Regions from separate parts of the Mus musculus genome. Here region 1 is linked to region 2. A link is a loop called in an ENCODE intact Hi-C map of the cell type or tissue named here. Cell type or tissue: gastrocnemius. All regions are shown on one strand. Each heading gives the region's core, and the rest is flanking DNA. Links, peaks and the distances in the headings are about the cores only. Region 1 overlaps Flvcr1 (feline leukemia virus subgroup C cellular receptor 1). Region 2 overlaps Tatdn3 (TatD DNase domain containing 3).

Region 1 (8,653 bases), core at 414-8,413, 46 kb before region 2:
CTTAAAAAGTTTTTAAGGCTTGTTTTTGGTTTTTTTGGTTTTTTGTTTCTTCCAAGATAGGGTTTTTCTATGTAACAGCCCAGGTTTTCCTGGAATTCAATTCAGGCTGGCCTCAAACTCAGAGATCCATCTGCCTCTGAGGTATGGACCACCAGGCCCCACTAGTTTATTTTTTTAATTTGGGGTGTGTGTGTGTGTGTGTACACGTGCTGCTGGCTCATGCACGCATATGCTACAGATCATGCATGGTAGTCAGAAGACATCTTGAGTGTGTCAGTTCTCTCCTCTGACCCCATGGGTCCTGGGGATTCGCCTCAGGTTGCCAGGCCTGAAGCACCTTACCCACTGTGAGGCTTTGTATGTGCTTGGGCTAGGGAGTGGCACTATTAGAAGGTATGGCCTTGTTAGAGTAGGTGTGTCACTGTGGGTGTGAGCTTAAGACCCTCATCCTAGCTGCCTGGAAGTCAGTCTTCCTCCACTAGCAGCCTTCAGATGAAGATGTAGAACTCTCAGCTCTGCCTGTACCAAGCATGTCCAGATACTGCTCTGCTCCCACCCTGATGATACTGGACTGAGTCTCTGAACCTGTAAGCCACCCTCAATTAAATGTTGTCCTTATAAAAGCTGCCTTGGTCATGCTGTCTATTCACAGCAGTAAAACCCTAACTAAGACACTCACTGAGCCATGCCTCTGGCCCCCCTGCAGGCTTTACTGACAACGGTTTAGGAGAGAAATGCATAAACGACAAAGTTCAGCCTGGCTAGGGATTTTAAGGCTCAGACATTCGCTGTGGACTTACCTGCCCTTACCTATCTTGTTCCCTTTTGTCTTCTCTCCATCCTGAAAAGCCAGGCCACTTCCTGTTTGCTTTCTCTAGTTCGGGCACCTTCTAATGCTGCTCAGTTGACTCTATCTATGTGGACTTGTGGATGTACCTGGAAAACCAGCTTGATCAAGTATATGGTACACAGAATATTGAGGTGTCCATGGTCCACAGGCAAGGAATCCCAAGTGGCTTCCCGATGGAGCCGAGAGTCTCCCTGGTCTTCCTTTCCTGCTTCTGGCCTTCTCTGACATTCAGCTCTACCAATCACCTCAATAGTCTGGCTGGACTAAGCCAGAAATGGGCCAGTTAGACAGCATCTACAGAGCTGATGGAGTGTTTGCTCTGTGCTTCCTGATGAATTCTTTCTTGCCACTGTGCTGTGCCACTGTGGTGGGAGGATGGGGTTAACAACGTGAACTTAACCTGCCTTTCACGGGGTTTCTGCTGGAACTATGCTGAAACCTCTTCACTGGACCTCCAACAAAAGCGCAATCTATGAAGAGTCTTGAGAAACAGTGCTTCCGAGGTCAAGTCTCCACTGCCATGCTGACATCGCCCTCTGCAAATCTCTTTTTTAAAGTTTTTTGTTTGTTTGTTTTAAATCATACACACGTGTGCGGGCGTGTACATGAGTACAGTTGCCCAGGGAGGCCACAAGAGTGTGGTGGATCCCTGGGACAGTTGTGACCACGCCTGATGTGGATATTAGGAACAAAACTCAGGTCTTCTACAGGAGCAGTGCACACTCCTAACTGCTGAGCCCCTTTCCCAGCTTACTCTTACATTATTTTACATTTATTTTCTATTGAGTACTGATGACAGTGGGCTCCATTCTTCTATGGCTGTCTCTAAGACCATATGATCGCTTTCTAACTTCCCACACATATCAGACACCAGGATTTGTTTTTAAAGGACATATAAAATTAGCACTAAAAAAATAAATTTATTTTAAGTATGAAATAATGAAGAACAGGCACATAGAGAAATTATAAAAGTAGCAAAATAAGAACAGGAATGAAGACATTAGACATAGGTGCCATTCCAGTTGCTAACATAAACATTTTCAAAGATATTACTCCAACAATCTCAATAGACAAAAGCTATGTCACAACATTTACAGATGCAACAGCTTCTGAAACCATCTGATGAAGGCAGACACAGGTGATGATAATTACTACTTCTATACCCATGACATAGAATTTTATCAAATTCTTATCTGATGTATTACCCATACATCCACTTAAAATACTGAGAACATCATCGATTCATTTTGCATTATTACGTCAGACTTTATCCCTTTTCTAAACAATAAAAAACAAAACAAGAATATACTTTTCAGACATTAAGTATTCCAACTTTTATCTGTAATTTGTTCAAAGCTTCAGGAAGTAACATGTATATGGTCTTGTAAACAACACTGTCAATTTAGAAACAGAAACAGCTGGGGGAGACAGTGCATTTTTGGTCATTTGTAACCTGTGACAGAAAAACTAAAAGAAGTTGCTGATGATACAGATTCTACCTGAACTATTACAGACTGACTAAGGAGTTAAAAACAGAGCTGAAGTTCTCTGCCTCTACATAACCAATCACAATTGTTTACTCGAACTAGATTACTTCCTTCCTCCTTCCTTCCTCCTTTTTGGTTTTTCAAGACAGGGTGTAGGTGTGTTCCACCACTGCCCAGATTGCAGTTAGATTTCTAAATTCCTGTGGTACCATGATTTGGCCTACTTCGTGATGAATGACAATATTTTAAAAAGATCATTTAGATCAGTGTGAATGCATTATTTCATGGATCAGGAAAATGTTGCCGGAGAGGGTAAATGATGTGTCCAGAGTTACCAAGGCAGAACATGCCCAGGACACAAAACCAGAATTCCTGATCCTGAGTGATACTAAGTTCTTTCAGTACATTTTTCCAATGTCAAGTTCCACATAATTTATAGTAATCTGATGAAACAGAATATAATATCAAGATAAGTCAATGCATATTTTGCCTAAATCAAAGTTGCATTTGCTTCAACCATATTCATTACATGATTACTTTTTCTGTGTGCATTTTATATTATGTAAATTTTTTGTAAAATTTTCAAAATCACACTATGTAAATATTATGATTGATCAAATGTCATGAATGTAAGCTTAAGAGTCAAAACATCAAAGACATTTAATTCTCACTGTAAACAAGACACAGTGGTAGGCACTGTGAAAATACACTTGGTCCCACTCGCCTTGTCCTGAGTGTGTACGAGATAGTGTCCACAGAGTACTGACTACACACACGGTGTGGTGCAGCAGAACCTGCTCCCAGCGTTCACAGGACATGTGCAAGGGCTGGTAGTCCTTAAAAACAGTGGTCAGACAGAGGAATGATCCTGGAAAGACAGCAGCTAGTATTTCAAGGACTCTCCACAGAATGGAGACACATGGGCTCTCTGAAGTTATCACAGACTTCCTTATCTTGGGCATCTTCGAGGCAAAATTAGATGTGATGTAAGAAATCACGAGCTAGCCCGTAACACAGATGATGAAAGTTTCTTTTAAGAGAGTGAAAATGGACAAAGGGCATAAAACTACTACAAGTTGTAGTACATTAATGTTTACCTGTATGAAGGCAGCACAAAGAAGATCTCAGATGATCTGTGTGTGTCTCAGCTACCTAGCTAACCAGAGTATAATGGACTTAATCTGTGCATAAAACCATTTTGTTGGTTTGTTTGTTTGTTTGTTTGTTTTTGTGGGACAGAACATGTCACAATACACAGGTGTGTAAGAGATGGGAATCTAACCCCAGCCCTGTCCGAGTGGGTCAGTGCTTCTCATGGGACTCTGCATTCACACTGTGACTCTAACCGTGACCCTGACATGGTCAGTACAGTCAGGTGACAACTGACTGGGAATGTACCAGATGTGTTTATGTGTGAATTGCACACTCTTATATGTCTTACAGGAACTAGACACCCATAAAAAAACAAAGCATCCTGAAAAAAAATGTCAATAATGTTACTTTCAGGTACACACTACACAACTGAGACTAGACAGGTTTACATGAATGGGAGTGCTAACACGAGGACATTGTAAGCACAATCGCTGATTAACACAAAACAAAATATTCAGAACTCATCCAATAATTTTCAAGTGCCTCACACCTCACACAGCTGCCCAAAGACGAAGCCACATGCCCATGTTGAGGGGCAGCCACACCGGCTTCTTCAGAGTGAAGATTCCGACTGTATAGACACCATCACTTTGGGTTTTGGATCTACCCGACTATCAACTGGTACCTGAAAAAAACAACTGACACTCAGGAGATGCAGCACACCCGAATTTCGCTACCTCACCGTCCATTGTTGACTGGCTATAAATGTTACTGATTAAACAAGAATGCTTTCCCATTTATCCCATCTACTCAGAGTACAGCCATAAAAGTATCTTACTTACAGCTTTAACGTCAATGTTTGTAAGCCCGGTGTTTATATTGTGCCTTCTCAGATCAGACTTGATCAACGCTAAAACAGAATTACCGAGAGTTAGTATAAGCGGATACCCTCTTCTTTTACCTGATAACATTTAACACAAGGTACATAATGCCGTGATATTCAACAGCACTATCGCAGCTGAGAGAAGACCTCAGCCTCTGACTTAACTACAAGTCTCCCATCAGCTGACAGATACGGGCTGTGAGTAATGGGGATGAAGTAATCAGAGGGAAAATGGAGGACTTCAGAATCTCCTCAGCCGGCAGCTGAATGGATGAGAGCACTAGTTAACTGACATAGAAAAGTCAAGAGATATGTACTATGTACAATGAGAACACAACACTGGGCGGGGAGATCTAAGACGCTCGTATGTCCAAGCGGACGGTGATGAGACACATATACACAGATGTGATAAATAATTTATATGATTTTTAAAAAGCTTTTCAAAAAGATTTATTTCTTTTTATTTTATGTGTATGGGTGTGTGACCTGCATGTATGTTTGTGCAGTGCCAGAGGAGGCCAGAAGAGGGCATCAGATCCTCTGGAACTAGAGGGCTGTGAGCTATTTGGGAGCTGGAAATTGAACCTGGGTCCAGGGCTCCATCTATCTAGCCCCAGTTTTGCCTTTTATGCATAGCAATGGTATTAAGTTTGGAGCCACCAAAATGAAAGGATAGACTCACATCCTGAGGAAACTGAGTCCTGATTCTTATCTCCTTTTGTTTATTTGCTTTTCAAGACAGGGATCCGATGCCCTTGCTGTCCCGGAACTCACTCTGTAGACCAGGCTGGCCTCAAAAGTCACAGAGATACAGAGATCCACCTGTCTTTGCCTCCTAAGTGCTGTGATGAAAGGCGTGCGCCATCATGCCCAGCCTTTTTTTTTTTTTTGGTTTTTCGAGACAAGGTTTCTCTGTGTAGCCCTGGCTGTCCTGAAACTCACTTTGTAGACCAGGCTGGCCTTGAACTCAGAAATCCGCCTGCCTCTGCCTCCCGAGTGCTGGGATTAAAAGTGTGGGCCACCACCCCCGGCTATGCCCAGCCTTCTTATCTAATTTTTAACCTCAGAGTTCACAAAGCCAAGAAGCAGCAATGCACAAACCTGAATACAGACAACATGGCACACACACTCAGCACTTACCTGTTAAAATTATGCCTACAAACATCCAGGCACAAAGGAAAATGTTTCCTGCCTCTGGACTATTATAGTCTGTTGTGATCTTTCCTTGAGCCAATGTGAAGAAAATTCCAAGTATCTAAAATAAAAGATATGAAATAATTGTTATTGAGTTTGCTGTTTTAAAGCAAGTACACTTTCCCCACAGAACCTGCTACATCCACTCCACTAGTGACTCGAATGACAGGTCTAGAAACTGGACGCAGTCCCGAGGCGAAAAGTTCACGGAAACTTAGCCTCCTGGGACCTTGGCATTCCCATAGCACGTATGCACCAAACCTGTCCCCGTGTTAGTCTGGTGTATGGATCTGTCTGCTCTCTTTCAGTATTGTTTTATTATAAGTGCCTTTAAGGATTGATTTTGACATATAGCTAAGTTAGATTAGTCTCCACCAGTGTTCCAAGGTCCTAGGAAGTCCTTGAGCCAAGTACTGAGCTTGGAATTCAGTAACAATGTTACCTATTCAGTAACATTCAAATTTACCTCTAGTAGAAACAGTGAAAGTAATCAGGCATTACAAAGTACTTGAATAGAGCTAGAAATCTAAGGGCTAGTTACATAGTAACTACTTACAACAATTGCCAAGTCACTCCTATACACAGGAATACACAATGGCCTAGGAAATAGGTGGGTTGTAGTATCATTCATGAAAGGGTTAGTAGAGCAGAATTCCCCTGGTGCATGTTTTTCCACTAGGCCCAGAGGAGTAGCATAATCAGGTATTTACTAAAGGACCCCTGATGGTGGGTTTAACAATAGACTAGCATTGCATCAGAGCATTCACCTGGCTCCTGTGTTTAGCTGATCTTAAATTAAGGGTTGTTCCTATTCTCAGTTGTAAACACTGCCTGTATCCCCTTAGCTTTTTATGTATGCATTTTCCTTGTTTTGTGTCTATGTACCTTGGCGGATATTCCCTAGCTTTCTTGTTTTTCTTCTGTATTAAAAGTCTTGTGCTTGCTTAGAAAAATTACATTCAGATACACATCCTTTCTGTGTCGGTGTCTGTCTGTCATCCGCGCCAACTCCTTGCTCGCCTGTAACTGGAACCCTGAGTGTTCCTGCAGATCGAGGACCTGACTGAGGTCCGTCTGCAGCAAGAACCCTCCTTAATGGACTCATGATCTGGCTTCTAGAAACAACGGCTGAGTGGCAGGATTATTAAACCACAAAGTCAGGTCAAGCTCACTGCTCACTGACCACATATTAATCACCTTGGGTTTTGTGGTTTTGTTTGTTTTGTTTTTTTTTTTTTTGTTTTTTTTTTTTTAAATTTATTTATTTATTATATGTAAGTACACTGTAGCTGTCCTCAGACACTCCAGAAGAGGGAGTCAGACCTCGTTAGGGATGGTTGTGAGCCACCATGTGGTTGCTGGGATTTGAACTCCTGACCTTTGGAAGAGCAGTCGGGTGCTCTTACCCACTGAGCCATCTCACCAGCCCTGTTTTGTTTTTTTGAGACAGTCTCATGTAGCCCAGGCTGGCCTCAGGCACACTATATAGCTGAGACTGGCCTTGAACTCTTGGTCCTCGGGCCTCTACCTATCAAGTGCTGGTGATTGCTACCTGGTTAACTGTTTGGAGGAAGCAAAGGATTACCTGTGCAGCAGTGTTGAGGAGCCCTGAGGACATGCCCTCAGACTCAGGGTAGGTGATCTCCACAGCAAACTCAAAGCCCAGCGGGAGGTAACCAGTCATGAAGAAGCTAAGAGAGCACAAGACAGGCGGCATATGAGAGGGGCAGCCACCTGTACAGGCAAGCTCATCTGTTTTCACCAACCACATACCAAAATGAGCGTAAGCTTTCTTGTTATAGTTCTGAGGAACAACACTTTTATACATGTAATAATGGAACTCTTAGAGTCTAAAACATCAAAAGGATCTTTGGAGGGCCTTTTAAACACTCCTTCAGAGTCACAGAAGCAGGGTATATCACCTGACACTTACCCAAGAATCCCACCAGTAAAAAACACCACGATGATGTACCCGAGGTTCAGTGTGAATGTGAATATGAGCATTCCAATGAAAGACAGAACGTACACTATCAGAGTTGTCTGCCTAAAACAAAGACAGAGCTGTGAGTGGGTCCCTCTGCAGAGAATAATGCAGCTAGCTACCACTCTCTCCTCAGAAAGACAAACCAGTCTTGTCATCTGTAGATAATGTATCTAGCTCAACAATAATTTTTTTCCATACAAATAATTCTTTTTTTTAGTCCACAACATAAAGAAGACAAGATGAAGCCTGTCAGGAGCCTGGTGCTGTGCAGGGAAGCCTCTTTCTAGATAGAAACAACCTACACAGGCAGAGGTAGGGGTAGAAGGTTTGTAAGGTCTTCACATTTTCAGGGGTGAAGTGAATATGACCAGTAAGGCAGATCATTGCAAGCATTACTCAGACACAGCGGTACCTGCTGTAATCCTGGCAGTTGGGCAGCAGAGGCCGAATGGTGCCTGAGCTCCAGGCCAGCTGAGTTACCTAGTGAAACCTCTCTCCTTAAAATCGATATATCTTTATTTGCATGCTATGCATATACCTACTGTCACTTACTTGTAGGTTTTGGTATAGTCCAGCCATAAGCCACAGAGAATAGAGCCCACCATTCCAGCTACCACCAGTGTCAGCCCGATCCTCCCAGCATTCACCTCTTCTCCCTAAGATAATGTGCAGGAGATAAGCAGATATCTCTAGTTCAAACGATAGCTCATCTTTCCATACAGTAAAACAGCTAACTAAAATAATCATAAAATTAAGCACATAATAGGAAGACTCATTACATGGGCTAGAGCTGGGTCTTTGGGAAGGGTGATTTATTGAAGGCATTCTATTTTAAACAACAGCAACAATGACAACAACAGCTATAATACAGTGAAAGAAGGGGCTGGAGAGATGACTGCTCTTCCAGAGGTCCTGAGTTCAATTCCCAGCAACCACATGGTGGCTCACAGCCATCTGTAATGGGATCCAATGCCCTTTTCTGGGGTGTCTGAAGAGAGTGACAGTGTACTCACATACATTAAATGAATAAATAAATCTTTTTTTTTTAAAATGAAAGTAAGAAAGGAAACACGTCCTGGGTCCACCACAGCTGGGCTTACATTGGTAAACTCTAAAACCATTTACACATGTGCAAACAGAGAGTCGAGGGCAATGCTGAGGCA
Region 2 (8,653 bases), core at 272-8,271:
AAAATCATTTGTAGGCTTTGCAGCCAGGCTTCTGTTTTTATCACTGACCTGTGTCTGCACTTACATATACTATACTGTGCTCTGTGTGTGCACACACACCTTAAACTGTGCTGTGTGTGTGCACTTACACATCCTACACTGTGCTCTGTGTGTGCACTTACACATCCTACACTGTGCTCTGTGTGTGCACTTACACATCCTACACTGTGCTCTGTGTGCACACACATCCTACACAGTGCTCTGTGTGTGCACTTACACATCCTACACTGTGCTGTGTCAGTACTTACACATCCTACACTGTGCTCTGTGTGTGCACTTACACATCCTACACTGTGCTCTGTGTGCACTTACACATCCTACACTGTGCTCTGTGTGTGCACTTACACGTCCTACACTGTGCTCTGTGTGCACTTACACATCCTACACTGTGCTCTGTGTGTGCACACACATCCTACACTGTGCTCTGTGTCAGCACTTACACATCCTACACTGTGCTGTGTCAGCACTTACACATCCTACACTGTGTTCTGTGTGTGCACTGACACATCCTACACTGTGCTGTGTGTGTGCACTTACACATCCTACACTGTGCTCTCTGTGTGTGCACTTACACATCCTACACTGTGCTCTGTGTGTACACTTACACATCCTACACTGTGCTCTGTGTGTGCACTTACACATCCTACACTGTGCTCTGTGTGCACACACATCCTACACAGTGCTCTGTGTGTGCACTTACACATCCTACACTGTGCTGTGTCAGTACTTACACATCCTACACTGTGCTCTGTGTGTGCACTTACACATCCTACACTGTGCTCTGTGTGCACTTACACATCCTACACTGTGCTCTGTGTGTGCACACACATCCTACACTGTGCTCTGTGTGTACACTTACACATCCTATACTGTGCTGTGTCAGCACTTACACATCCTACACTGTGTTCTGTGTGTGCACTGACACATCCTACACTGTGCTGTGTGTGTGCACTTACACATCCTACACTGTGCTCTCTGTGTGTGCACTTACACATCCTACATTGTGCTCTGTGTGTACACTTACACATCCTACACTGTGCTCTGTGTCAGCACTTACACATCCTACACTGTGCTGGTCAGCACTTACACATCCTACACTGTGCTCTGTGTGTGCACTTACACATCCTACACTGTGCTCTGTGTGTGCACTTACACATCCTACACTGTGCTCTGTGTGTGCACTTACACATCCTACACTGTGCTCTGTGTCAGCACTTACACATCCTACACTGTGCTCTGTGTGTGCACTTACACATCCTACACTGTGTTCTGTGTGTGCAGTGACACATCCTACACTGTGCTCTGTGTGTGCACTTACACATCCTACACTGTGCTGTGTCAGTACTTACACATCCTACACTGTGCTCTGTGTGTGCACTTACACATCCTACACTGTGCTCTGTGTCAGCACTTACACATCCTACACTGTGCTCGGTGTGTGCACTTACACATCCTACACTGTGCTCTGTGTGCACACACATCCTACACTGTGCTCTGTGTGCACACACATCCTACACTGTGCTCTGTGTCAGCACTTACACATCCTACACTGTGCTCGGTGTGTGCACTTACACATCCTACACTGTGCTCTGTGTGCACACACATCCTACACTGTGCTCTGTGTGCACACACATCCTACACTGTGCTCTGTGTCAGCACTTACACATCCTACACTGTGCTCTGTGTGTGCACTTACACATTCTACACTGTGCTCTGTGTCAGCACTTACACATCCTACACTGTGCTCTGTGTGTGCACTTACACATCCTACACTGTGCTCTGTGTGCACACACATCCTACACTATGCTGTGTGTGTGCACTTACACATCCTACACTGTGCTCTGTGTGCACGCTTACACATCCTACACTGTGCTCTTTGTCAGCACTTACACATCCTACACTGTGCTCTGTGTGCACACACATCCTACACTGTGCTGTGTGTGTGCACTTACACATCCTACACTGTGCTCTGTGTGCACGCTTACACATCCTACACTGTGCTCCTTGTCAGCACTTACACATCCTATACTGTGCTTGTGTGTGCACTTACACATCCTACACTGTGCTATAACTCTACGAGCCACTTCGCCCAGTAAAAGAGTAGTACTGTCCACTGTGCCACCTCTCCAGTCTGCCGCAGGTCCCTTTTAAGCTTTTTAAATGTTTGAGTGGAGACAAGTTTAACTTTTGAAACGTAACTAGAATAGCATCACAAGTTTGTCACACAGCATATGTTATTTGCACCATACAGAGTGTCTGGTAAGTTTTAATCGAAGACTTTACCTGTCCACTTCGTACGATGGATGGGGGAATGGAGAAGTAGTAACCGGCCCTGGCGCCTTCCATGGCTACCGATGGCCGACCGTCAAATGCATGCAGCAGAACCTGTTTTGCACCTCTCAAATCAAACACAAATCACAGTTCCATTTTGTCTCCTAACAAAGAGCTTCCCATTAGTCTAATTAAACAGAAATCTGAATTATAAGCAAATATTTATGATGATGCCAAGATCATATTCCATTGCTTCTAAAGTTTCAATAAACAGTTAATGTTCAGCCAGGAGAAAAATAAGTTTTTTAATCTTCAGAATAAAATAGTTGAATAACGCCAGGCGTGGTGGCACACGCCTTTAATCCCAGCACTTGGGAGGCAGAGGCAGGCGGATTTCTGAGTTCGAGGCCAGCCTGGTCTACAGAGCGAGTTCCAGGACAGCCAGGGCTACACAGAGAAACTCTGTCTCAAACAAACAAACAAACAAACAAGTAGTTGAATAACATTGAAATGCAGTTTTTAAAGCAATCATCTAAACTATCTCTACCACTAGGTCTTTTTCATGTCTGTCAGCTGTCAAAGTACCATTCCTAAGAATGGTAAGAAAAGGGTTTCAGGCAAACCCTTCAATTTTCCTAAGGAAATGCTAGTAGAGAAAAAAAAAGGATTCACAAATTAAACAGGCCGAGGCTCATAAAACCAACCCCTAATCTCCGCCCCCTTGCCTTGTATGTGTGTGTGTGTGTGTGTGTGTGTGTGACTGAGGACCAAACCCAGGCCCTTCCCCATACTGGGGCCATCCCTCACCACTGAGGTTCATCTTTCACACTAACTCCAGCTCTTACATGGTAGTTGTTCAGCCGCCATAAATCAAGTGTTCAGTGACTCCAGAGGGCTCAGCGCTGACAAACCCATCACTGCCACACCTCTAACTGCAGGGAGAGGGCTCAGCACTGACAAACCTATCACTGCCACACCTCTAACTGCAGGGAGTTCCATTATTTCACCATCTGAGTTTCAAGTCATGTGAATATTCATGATGATCATAATTTTGTTGTAAAATTGATTTAGTAGGCTACAACCAAACAATGTGGGGTTTTGTATACACACAACTGTAGACTAACACACCTGTACATGTACATGTACTGCATCTTATACATCTGATAGGACTTTTTAATGCATATAGGAGTCTAAAAATAAGGTGCATTTCTTATTGGTGATTGCACTTTAACCTTTGGAAAAGAACTGTGTTCCGGTTAGAGAAACCAGAGCAAGTGAGCATGCTCTTTGCACACGATGGCCACATCTGCACAGTAATGCTGCTTTGTTATTTAGTTATCATTTTCATATATTAACTCATGGTATATATGTGTTTGTACAAGTACTATGTGCCACAGTAGAGGTCAGAGGACACCTCCCCAGAGATCTGGGTACTGAACTCTGGTCATCAGGTTTGTGGGCAAGCCCCTCTACTATCTGGCCCCAAAGCAACAGACAGAGAACAAGCCGACCACGAGCAATGAGTCCTTCTTGCCTTATTTTCCCTTGTTGGAGCCAGGGGCTGGAGAGATGGCTGTGCGTTAAAAGTACCCGCTGCTCTTGCAGAGGACCTGGTTGAGTTCCCAGAACCCACATGGCAGCTCACAGCTGTCTATAACTCTAGTTACAGAGGGCCTGATGCCCTATTTGGGCCTCTTAGGACACCTGGCACAGATGCAGTAAATGTGCATATATGCAGGCAAAACACTCAAATACACAAAATTAAAATGAATAAATAAATCTTAAAAGATAAATAGAAATTGAAACTTCAAATTTTCATTTGCTCCAGTCAAGCCGGACGGACACATAATTGCACAAAACGACCTTGTAAGTGCTAGCCTGGCCCACAAGCTCATCCTGGTGGGCTCTCCTCCACTCTCCATGCAGCCCTTGTCTTTCAGGGATCAAAGGGAGACACACTTGCTCCTTAGGCCCTCCACTGGAGCGTTAGGGATAGAAGTATAAGTACCTTGTTCACGTAAGAGGCTGATGGTGGGTCTTCCAGCTGAGCGTGAGTGCACATTTCTGTTTAACAACAGCAAAATTCCTTTGTTGTATTAAAATAATTCAAGAGGTCAGAGAGATGAGTCAGCTACTCTTGCCACCAAGGATCGGGCTTGTCCCTGGCACCCACATGGCAGCAGCTGGTTAACAACTTTAACTCCAGTTCCAGGGGGTACCACGACCTCTCCTGGCTCCCACAGGCATTACACAAACATAGTCCACAGACACGCATGCAGGCAAACACACACACACTCAGAAAGAATGAATTTTAAAAAATAACCGAGAGAAAAAGAGAGAGAGAACTCATTTCAAGAGGACCAACTGCTAAGGAATTTGCTGTGTAGTTATGAGTAGAAAGATAGTTCACCCACAGAGGCACATTTAGCCTTTTGGCCAGTTGCACTTGTCTGATTAGGACTTGTCTTTGTTCTTCCTTCTCCTCATCAGTGCCTGCATATCTGGGGGTGAAGTCTAGCCCCACCTGCAACAGGAAGACAAAGGAGAATCACATGTCTTGTGCCATGAGCCCAAAGAGACCATGAGTCAGCACACCGACCTCAGACATCATTACACAGCAGCCACGTCAGAGTGTTAGCCAAGTAGATAAAGTAACACAATAACATAGTTGAAGTTGACGTCTAAGTTGTTTTACATTCCTCTTGTGGGGTTCTACAGTGTTAACATTCACTGTGTATGCCACGCATCTCAGCTTGGTGTAGCAGCCCTGCATGCATTCAGAAGTCAGGCGGGCTCACTGCACTGAGAGCAATGCAGATTACAGAAGACCACTCTCACTGCTGCTACCTGGTGGGTACTCTATGCACTCCAGTCACAATGCATCTTCTTATCTTTTATGTTTAATAGGAAGAGGTACTTTTCTACTGTGATAAAGTTCTCTAGCATTATTAATAATTCAAGTGACAAGGTCTTTAATCACACACTCAAGACTAAAGTATGCCTTTATGTTACTTATGAAGTTGGGTTTTTTTTTTTCAATTTTAAAAACTACATTTACTAGGTGGAGGGTTACACATGGAGGCCATAGTGCACACATGCAAGACAGAGGACAACATTCAGGAGTCAGTTCTTCCTTCCCGCTGTGTAGAGCAGGCTTGGTAGCAAGTGCTTTCTGCTGAACCATTTCATGGCCCTCCCTCTACAGGGTGTCTTAGTTTCTCAGAGCAATGGCCACACTTAAGCAAAAGCTGCGTTTTTGGAAGTATTACTATATCATCGTTGTAAATAGAAAATGCATTCCATCACCATTAAAGCAAGCCTAGAGGAGCGCTTTCTATTACTCCATTCCCAGGTGGTCTTGCTTACCACACAAGTATCAAGTTATTAGCAGGCTGAACGCAGTGGTGAACATAACAATTCAAGTCCGTTATAATCACTAGTGCTGAACTAAGGACTATTACACATGTCCCATGGAGGTCTGAATTAGACGTCATGTGATCATCAAATGGGTTTACCTCTCCGATTGCCAACAAGCGATCCTTGTACTTCTCAATAATAGGCAAAGCTACATCCAAATCCTGCAAGGAAAATAAAATGTGAATTTGTAAATGCCGAGTGGGAATGCTGGCTCCTCGGCTGGCATAGGCAAGGCCCTACGCCATACTGGCACCTCACACACCTGAATCTTCTACCCAACCTGTCTGTAGGAATTATCTCCTCCATCAAACCGGCAGCTCTAACTAGACATCTCAGAAGGAACATCCACACGAGTTCTGAGTTCTGGTTACCGGGCTGTGAGGATCCCACTTCCACAGGCCCCTCTGCTTAGGAGGAGACATGTCCTCAAAGGTCTGATCTGGAGTTCCGTGGCTGTCATGCACATGACTGTCTCCTCCTTGGCATCGGTTTGTCAGTTTACAATAGCAGCAGACCCATTTCCCCTTTGTTCTCTTTGCCTTGATTTGTCTTCATGATCCTGCTTGGTCGATCTTCATAAGAGTTCAACAATATAAGCAATGCATTTCACATATGAGCTCATCTGGGAACTGCCGTAGTGGTGGGCTGCTAGTTTAAGTGATATTACCTTATGCATTTAAGAGAATTTGGCCTGTGGTGTCTTTCTAAGGTGAAGATTTAGAAATTGCTTGTAGATAAGATGTTAAAGATTTGTTTATTGTTAGCTGGGTAGTGGTGGCCTTTAATCCCAGTACTCAGGAGGCAGAGGTAGGCAGATCTTTTTGAGTTCAAGGCCAGCCTGGTCTACAGAGTGAGTTCCAGGACATCCAGGGCTACATTGTTTATTGTATGTGTATATGATATGTGTGCTTCAGTGAGTTCCATGTGTCATGCGTGTGAAGGTGCCTGAGGAGGTCAGAGGGCAGCACAACTAGGTATCTCAGGTAGTTGTCACCCTGATGTGGGTGTTGGGAGTCCAACCTTTGAACCCCACAAGGGTGGTGCGTGCCTACCACTGAGCCATCTCCTCTGCTCCCTGTGGAATATTTTAAACCATTTGGTGGATTATTTTCAGAATACATAAACTGTAAAGTTCTTCCATGGAAGAAAATCAGAATAAGAGAGAACCACGGAAAGGAGGGAACCAGATGAGAGAGGAAAAGGAGATTAATGTTTATGGAGAGAGGGAGGCAAGGCTGAGGGGGAAGTAACGGAAGTCCTTAGAGAAATACAGAAGACTTACGGACAATTCACACTGGCCCAGGAGCTGCAGGTGTAGGAGCCCCAGTGGAGAAGCTGTCTGGCAACAGCTGAGGAAGTTATCAGACAAGGCCTCTTACCCACAAGAGGGAGCAATAGCTCGAGTACAGAGTGTGAGTCAGAAAGGGGCTGGAAGTTAAGGATGAAGATTGGATGCAGAGACTTGCACCTCCCAGAGTGTGTTCTAGTTATGAGAGAATAAACAAAACTTGTGGGGAGGCCATTCAAACATCTGATGAAAGAACTAGAGTTTTCTGCCAAGTCAGGTGATAAACAGAAACTGACACTATAATCTGAGTCACATTACTTATTTAATGCATACCAATGCATTCATATGTTTTAAAAACTTGTCTTTATTATTTTAAATTGTGTGTATGCAGGTGCCCTCAGAGGCCAGAGGCACTGGGTCTCCTGGAGGTGGACTTGCAGGTGGAGGGTGGTGGGAATCGAACTTGAGTCCCCTGCAAAAGTCGTATGAATTCTTAACCACTGAGCCATCTCCCTGGCCTCTGGACTTTTAATGTTTTAACTGGGGATTTAACCTAGGATATGGTAGGCAAGCACTCTTCCACCGAGCCCATCTCTCTCTCTGTGATTCTTAGCTAAAGCAATCTCACTTTGAGACAAGGTCTCCCACTGGGACCTGCGGCTTATAGGGTGACTGGCCAGTGAGCTCTGAGGACCCTCCTGTCACCACCTCCACAGCTCTGAGATTAGTAGTGTGCGCCAACACCCATGGTTATCTTACATGTGGTCTACGACCACACTCAGGGCCTCACACTTGCGCAGCAAGCACTCTGTCGACAGAGCACCTCCCCAGCCCTCCCATCACTTTGGGGGTAGGGGGTGGTGGATAAAGCAGTATGACATGGTTAAAATATATGGAGGGAGCAAAACCAAAATTCCACCATATCATTCCTTGTCATACAAGCTCAGCCTGATCGAAGGCCCCGTTTCTTTGTTTCCGGTCATTAACTAAGAATACAAACCAGAAGCTGGGTTTTAGTGGCACAGGCTGCCATTCTAACAACTGCGGAAGTGGAAATGGGAGGATCATGAGTTCAAGCCCTGCCTGAGCATGAGTTGAAGGCCAGCTTGGACGATTCAGTGAGTGGCAGAATGTTCGCCTGGCATGGCTGAGGGCCTAGGCCCAGCCCCCAGCCCTCCCATCTCCACAGCCCAGGACGAGAACTTAGAAAGCACTGTGGAGTGATGACAGAGCCAGTTGCACTGGTTAGGCCTCTTATTCTATAGGATGTTTACCTTTAATGTCACGCTTCTTGGTTTTTCTGGTGAAAGCTCTTGAACTGGGTGAACTCCCAGACATGGCAGGACGAATCCATTATACCTACAAATGTAGAAAGTTAAGAAAACAACCTTAGGTCCGGAGACCACAGTGTCCCTAAAGAACAGGAAGGAAACGCCCTGCCTTTAGGGCTGACATGATTTTCTTCCTCCTCCTCCCTCCTTTTTTAAAATTTCTTTTGAGACAAAAGTCTTACTATGTAGCCCTATTTGGCTTGGAATGAAGTTTGTAGACCAGACTGGTCTCAAACTCACAGGGATCCTCCTGCCTCTCTCTGTCTCCAGAGAGTCCAATTAAAGGTGTGTGCTATCATGCCTGCTT

The links. Peaks named below come from ENCODE experiments on the same cell type or tissue, not always from the same donor. Only the 100,000 strongest peaks of a DNase experiment are listed, where the experiment ranks them.
Region 1: a loop joins it to region 2, with 3 times the contacts of the local background. A loop is called at or near these places in 5 of 42 quality-filtered maps.

What each region holds. Positions count from the first base shown.
Region 1 is chr1:191,004,097-191,012,749 of GRCm38, forward strand. It overlaps Flvcr1 (feline leukemia virus subgroup C cellular receptor 1), which reads right to left. Exons shown (of 10, transcript NM_001081259.1): 5 at 8,043-8,146; 6 at 7,440-7,550; 7 at 7,092-7,197; 8 at 5,453-5,567; 9 at 4,272-4,339; 10 at 1,736-4,114. The coding sequence ends at 4,043. Among named protein-coding and RNA genes, the nearest start is that of Gm31373, 16 kb to the left of the region's middle. In gastrocnemius, for the core only: a CTCF peak has its summit at 4,840 (motif pointing right); no DNase peak of the experiment used is centred there.
Region 2 is chr1:191,050,538-191,059,190 of GRCm38, forward strand. Tatdn3 (TatD DNase domain containing 3) reads right to left here. Exons shown (of 10, transcript NM_001357166.1): 4 at 8,290-8,374; 5 at 5,826-5,888; 6 at 4,725-4,834; 7 at 4,319-4,374; 8 at 2,323-2,435. Among named protein-coding and RNA genes, the nearest start is that of Tatdn3, 8.0 kb to the right of the region's middle. In gastrocnemius, for the core only: a CTCF peak has its summit at 4,539; a DNase peak (open chromatin) is centred at 4,513; H3K27ac peaks cover 681 bases.